2 separate regions of the Homo sapiens genome follow, and region 2 is linked to region 1. The links are chromatin loops, found by intact Hi-C in ENCODE. Cell type or tissue: heart right ventricle. All regions are shown on one strand. Links, peaks and the distances in the headings refer to the core of each region. The heading gives the core; the rest is flanking DNA. Region 1 overlaps COBL (cordon-bleu WH2 repeat protein). Region 2 holds the start of LOC124901632 (a long non-coding RNA gene).

What was found. A loop is a pair of places that touch in the nucleus more often than their neighbours do. Peaks named below come from ENCODE experiments on the same cell type or tissue, not always from the same donor. Only the 100,000 strongest peaks of a DNase experiment are listed, where the experiment ranks them.
Region 2: it touches region 1 in a loop (2.1-fold over the local background); 5 of 110 quality-filtered maps call a loop at or near these places.

The regions. Positions count from the first base shown.
Region 1 is chr7:51,066,245-51,069,164 of GRCh38, reverse strand. The region is part of intron 7 of COBL (cordon-bleu WH2 repeat protein); the gene reads left to right. Among named protein-coding and RNA genes, the nearest start is that of COBL, 250 kb to the left of the region's middle. In heart right ventricle, for the core only: CTCF peaks have their summits at 1,083 and 1,299 (motif pointing right); a DNase peak (open chromatin) is centred at 1,274; H3K27ac peaks cover 473 bases.
Region 2 is chr7:50,640,190-50,643,109 of GRCh38, reverse strand. All of the region lies in intron 7 of GRB10 (growth factor receptor bound protein 10), which reads left to right. LOC124901632 (a long non-coding RNA gene) reads right to left here and starts at 1,353. Exons shown (of 2, transcript XR_007060323.1): 1 at 1,115-1,353; 2 at 1-229. In heart right ventricle, for the core only: a CTCF peak has its summit at 1,558 (motif pointing left); DNase peaks (open chromatin) are centred at 919, 1,469, 2,119 and 2,669; H3K27ac peaks cover 1,794 bases.

The DNA of each region.
Region 1 (2,920 bases), core at 104-2,603:
GGGCAAACCCCGAATCTGCACCCACAGTGGTGTATTGGCAGAGCTGTGCAGGGAATGCCCCAGAAGGCAAATTACCTTTCATGTCTGCTGGCTCCATTCTGCCCCTTTACATTGTCATTGTCATATTAGTGAGGATTGGGTGCGATCAGGCCGAGGGCAACGTTTTGATGAGCTGGAACTGTCACTCACTGCACAAGTGGCCTACATTTGGAGTCTTCAGGCTCCATAGCAGAAACCTTAGATGTGAAGAGTGAGTTACTTAAGTTCAATAAATATAAAATAATAGTAAATGGTTATAAATTGAGACGTTTAGCTTCTAGTAGGAAAACTACAAGTCTCCATTTAATATTGCAAAGTGAAGTGTAGGAAGAACATTGATGGGGATTTCTGGGTTTTATGCTATTTTTTATATTTCACAGCTTTATAGGAGTGTAATTGACACACAAAAAACTGCATATGTACAAAGAAAGTATATAATATAATCAGTTTCGACTCTTGTATACACCATGAAACCATCACTCACCATCGAGTAATAAACATCCATCACCCTCAAGTTTCCTTGCATCCCTTAGTCATCATTTTTAATCTGCGTATGTGTATGTATATGTGTATATGTACATAAGACATGCACACAACTATATATATTACTTTATGACAGTACTGTACATCGAATGGGAAAGTTAGCAAAATATAGGTTTTAATAACAAATCCTAAATTAATTGAGAAGTAAAACTTCATTCTAGCTAATTGGGAAATTGTTTAAAAGGAGAACATTAAGTGTTAAAATTGATGACCCTAATGATAAAGCGAGTATTTGATCTGAGGAGAAAGAAAGCTGGTCGCAGCATTTTAATAGTCATCTGAATGCATCCTTTGTGAAGTGAAAATGTGGGGATGTGAGTGCACATACAACCTTTGGAACTATTTCTCCCCTATCCAAGTTTTCAAGAGGAAACAAAGGTAATTTCTCCACTTAATTTTCTTCTGCTAAAGAAGCATGAGTGTGTTCTTTAAACCATGTTTACCAAAAGTAGCTGAGAGGAGGTCAGCCCACCGCCTCTGCCGCTCAAGCCTGGCTTGAGAACCGCTGACCAGGATTGCTGGCTCTAGTCAGGAGCCCAGCTGCCAGGCTGGGGCTAGGCAGCGGCAGGCACCAGGGCAGCATCTGTCTTGGGCTCCACTGCAGTGGCCAGCTGCCCACTGACCCTCACTCCGTCTCTGCCAGGTTAGCAAGCAGTCGAAGGGGCTGCTTATTTAAGAGACAAGAGATTCTTGGATGACTTTACCCGCACATTTCAGCCACCAGGGGGAACCCTGATTATCCCATTGATAGACAGAGTTGAAGAGAATGGAAAGAAACATACAAGAAGTTAACATTGGGGCTTTGCTGCATTTATGCCAATATTATGTTGCAGCTAGTCACACAACAATTTAGTGACTGTAATTATAGGATTGAGTTCTCTCATTTACAAAGAGGGGAAAGTGAGTCAAGAAGAGTCTAGTAACTTGCCTAAGATCATGCAGCTAAGAAGGGTCTGTGCTCAGATGGCTGACTCCCCATCCTCTGTTACAGTGTGACTAGTGGTTCTAAAAAGGGATGTGTGTGTATGTGTATACATGCACACATACATGTGCATACATGCATGTGCACCCATGGTGCATGCATATCTAGACTCATGTACATGTGCATAGATGTATATACAGTGCATGTATGCATACCCACACAATACATGTGCACATTGTGTATCTTAAACATCTATGCATACATACACAAGTGTGTACAAAATATTTGTGTATATATACACATGCATACATATATGCCTACACATGGTGTACATATTCATGTTTGTATATATTCATGCATACATGCACATCTATATACATTTGTAACTTGTGTGCAAATATACATAACACGTGCGTGCACTCATACATCCATGTGTATACACTGTGTGTGTGTGCCTGCACGTGTGTGAAGATATGAGGCCAAGGACAGTATGTGGCTATATTAGCTTGTTGCTGCCAGTATGCTTCCCCACCCCCACGCCACCCCACACACAATATATCTCTGAGCCTGGTGCTTCGGTCACTGGCAGGCTTTGCAAGGATTCTGAACTTGTCCACTTTGGCCTCCCAGAAGTTATTGTCAGGCCTCTTGTTTGGTGCCTAATTTATGACTTGGAAGAGATTTAAAGATTAAAGAGAATATGGCCAGTTAGTTGTTTAAATGAATAGTCTTCCATAGTTAGATAGGGCAGAAATCCAAATCAACCATGTTAGTAAACTCAAACCTCATCTTTCGTCTCTGCCCTTGCACTTATGTCTGCCTCCATCTGGCTATTTATTAGCCAGGAGGCACCTTGCCATGAAGGAGGTGGCCTCTGCTTGAGTGCAGACTGCACAGTGGGACTACAGGAAGGTACAGCCCATGGAGGGGTGGGGGTCTTAGTCTTCATAGATTCGCTGCCAGCGGGGTCGGGGCAGGAAGTGATGATGGCTAAAGTGGCACCCCCTTCCCATGCACTTTTCCTGGAGTAACCCTTAAATCTATACCACAGCCCTATGAGGTCACTGCTGTTGTTATCATCCTCATTTTACAAATAAGAAAACAGCACGTAGATGATAAGAAACTTGTCTGCAACCAAAAGCAAGTTAATATTTAAGCCAGGACTTGAACCTTGCCAGTCTGGTCCCAAGCACCTGCTTAACTTCCATATCCCTCCTCCCTACTCTGTGTCCTGTTAGTCTGTAGGGAGGGCTACAAGGCTCTAACCCTGCTCATATCTCCCCAGGAAGCCATTCCCTGTGTCCACAGAGGAAGGAGAAAGTGGAGGAGGTGGTGCGTGCTGTTTGAGCTTTATGGGAGGATCTCTCATGTGCAAGCCCACCTAAGCCCACAGCCAACAACAAGTATGGGGCTGCA
Region 2 (2,920 bases), core at 196-2,695, 430 kb after region 1:
TTCCACCTGCATCTGGTTGAAAAAACTATGCTTATTACTGGACCCGAATGGTTCAAACCTGTGTTGTCCAAGGGTCAAATGTATTTTCCTTTTGTAATTAAGAAGTAATTTGAAGGAAGATGATTTGAGACTGTGTCGATCCTCTGCTCTCTGCAGATGTCCATTGACTGGTGCTGTCCTGATGATGTTGTCCAGTTTGTCTATCATTCTACATTCTTGAGTAGGCATTCTGCTTGAAGGAATATCAGTTATTATTTTTTGTTCCTTATTTAGTTTCCAAATTTGCTACAATGAACACATTATATTTATAATAGAAAACTAATGTATGTATGTGTCTATGCGTGTGTGTGTGTAGGAGTATAATGATTGAGTATTCTTTATCTGAAATGCTTGGCACCAGAACTGTTTCAGAGTTCGGATTTTTTTCTGATTTTGAAATGTTTGCAGTACACTTACTAGCTGAGTATCCCAATCTGAAAATCCAAAATGCTCCAATGAGCGTTTCCGTTGAGTATCATGTCAGCACTTAAAAAGTGTCAGATTTTAGAGTTTTTTGGATTTTGTATTTTTAAATTAGCAATACTCGACCTATATGTATGTGTATATATATTTATGTGTATATATATTTATGTGTATATGTATATGTATGTATGAAGCATGTGTATATGTGCATGTGTGTATGTGTTTGTGCATGTTTGCATGTATATGTGTACGTGTTTACATATATGTAGGTGTATACGGCATATATGTGTGTGCATTTGTGTATCTGTATGCATATGTGCATGTGTTTGTATGTGTGTGTGTGTGCATGCGTGTGTGTGTGTGTGTGTGAAGTTTCCAAGCCCACATCCTCTTTGGTTGGCTGTTCTGGCCCCTTGGTTCTGAGTGCATGGCCCTTTGTCCTGCCTCTCCTGGCTGCATGCTCTGCAGTTTCCCCTGCTGGTTCCGCCTCCTGCTTAGGCCTCTGAGGCTCAAGAGGAGGGGACAGTGAGTGGAATGCAACAGGACCCAGAACAGCTAGTTAAGAAAACTCCCAGACACTCAGCAAGCTAGGTTAGAGACAGATTTTGAAGCCTCTATGTAGAGCCTCTGTCGCTGCCGCGGAACTCCTCACCTTCTCCCCACCCCGTGTTCCTCAGGTGAGCAGCAGTGAGTTCGTGCAGACTTCCTGGTACTCTGCCGCTGGCCAGGTTGAGCCTTCCCACGCCCTTGCCTCCTCGGCGCCAGTCTGCAGACACACTCTGGGCTCGCTCACGGTAAATCCTCAGGCCACTGAGCATCAGCCCAAGAGAAGGCTGTCACCACCAGCAGTCCCAGTGCCTTCTCTCGCCAGTGTCACCAGCTGACTGTCCTGCCGCAGAGATGTTGGAGCAGCAGGAGTGGACACTGTGGCCCTGCAGCTGCCCACGTGTTTGTGTTTGTGATGGTCTGCCTTGTCTGTGTGTCTGGAACTCATGGTTCCACCCCTCCCAACTTTGCACAGCTGCAGGGACCATGAGTGGCTGCAGCCTTCAGCTGCTGTCATTGTCCTTACACAGGAAAATGAGTGCCCCCAAGTGGCCTCTGGCCTGAAGAAAGTCCTTTTCCTTATCTGTTCTAAATGTACTGCCCTTCACAGCTCTCATGAATGTGTCCTTGTTACACTAGTGCCAGGGCTTTTAGGATGCCCTTCAGGGAAACTTGCATGCCCTAAGCACACTCCAGTAGAGGGAAGCCATTCAGATAGGGACATCTTGGTGCAATGTTGAATGGAAGACTTGAACAGTCACCAGCAAAACGTTTCGGCTGAGAGTGGAAGAAGCTGTAGGTTTGAATGAAGGCTACCCCCCCACCTTTTTTGATGAGTATAAAATTCAAGCATAGTAGAAGTGATGCAAGCAACTCTTTCCTAGGGTTCATTCATCGAACAGACGAACAGGTGGACAGTGCAGAGTGAGCAAGAGCAAGCAAGAGTGAGGAAGAGTGAGCAAGATGTGACTCTCTGTCCAGGAGCTTAGGAGAGGAAGAAAGACAAAAAAATTGTTCCCAGCAACGGTGGTAGGCGCTCACTGGATTGGCAGCAGGACCGCGTTCCCATGAGCCTGCGTGACTAGCCCTGGAGAGGAGATGGTGCTGTGCCTGTGTCACGTGAAAAACTGAGGCTCCAGGCACTACAGCCTGCCTTTCTGTGCTCAGCTCCATAGGGCTGGGATCCGGCAAAGCTGAGGATGGAAGGCCACAGAGGCCCTCCCCTGAGTCCATCTACAAGAAAAACAGTTCAGTGCTGTAAACAATGTACAAGGAATAGATTAGATAGAGGTGAGAGTCCCAAAGTTAATTCCAATTTAGGAAAAACTTCAGCTCATACTCCTGGATATCATGGATGAGGTCAGTGAGATATCAGAAGAAAAGGAAGATTTTAAATGTGAGATGATTTGGATGGCAAATAAGCTACAGAGAGAAGAGAGAGAATGCTGGCTCTCCTCATAGGTTTGAGAGGACAAGTGAAATTCTCTTTATGGTCAAGTTTTGTAGCAATGTCTGACTCAAGGGAAAATGCATAAATTCTAATACTAAGTAAAATACAGTCGTGGGTTACAACATCCTCTTGAAGTTCAGCACCTTCTAAAGAGAAGGGTGGAGGGGCACAGGACTAAATGCTTGGCCTTGCAGTAAACCTAATGTGGTGTCATGGTGTCTCCAGATGTACCACAGGCTTCCTCCATGATGTCACCCATCTGAAGATTACCTCGAAGGGGGCAGCCATTCCTCCAACATGTCCTTCTGTGCCTGCTGGACCTGCCTCTGTCATGACCACACAATTGAAGTAGGAATTCAGATTGTGGCACATAGCCCATTTGGGGATCTCCAGCATCCTTAGAGCCAAAAACCATACCCAACAAGGAGTCATGTGTGAAAACAGAAATCTCTAGCTGACTGT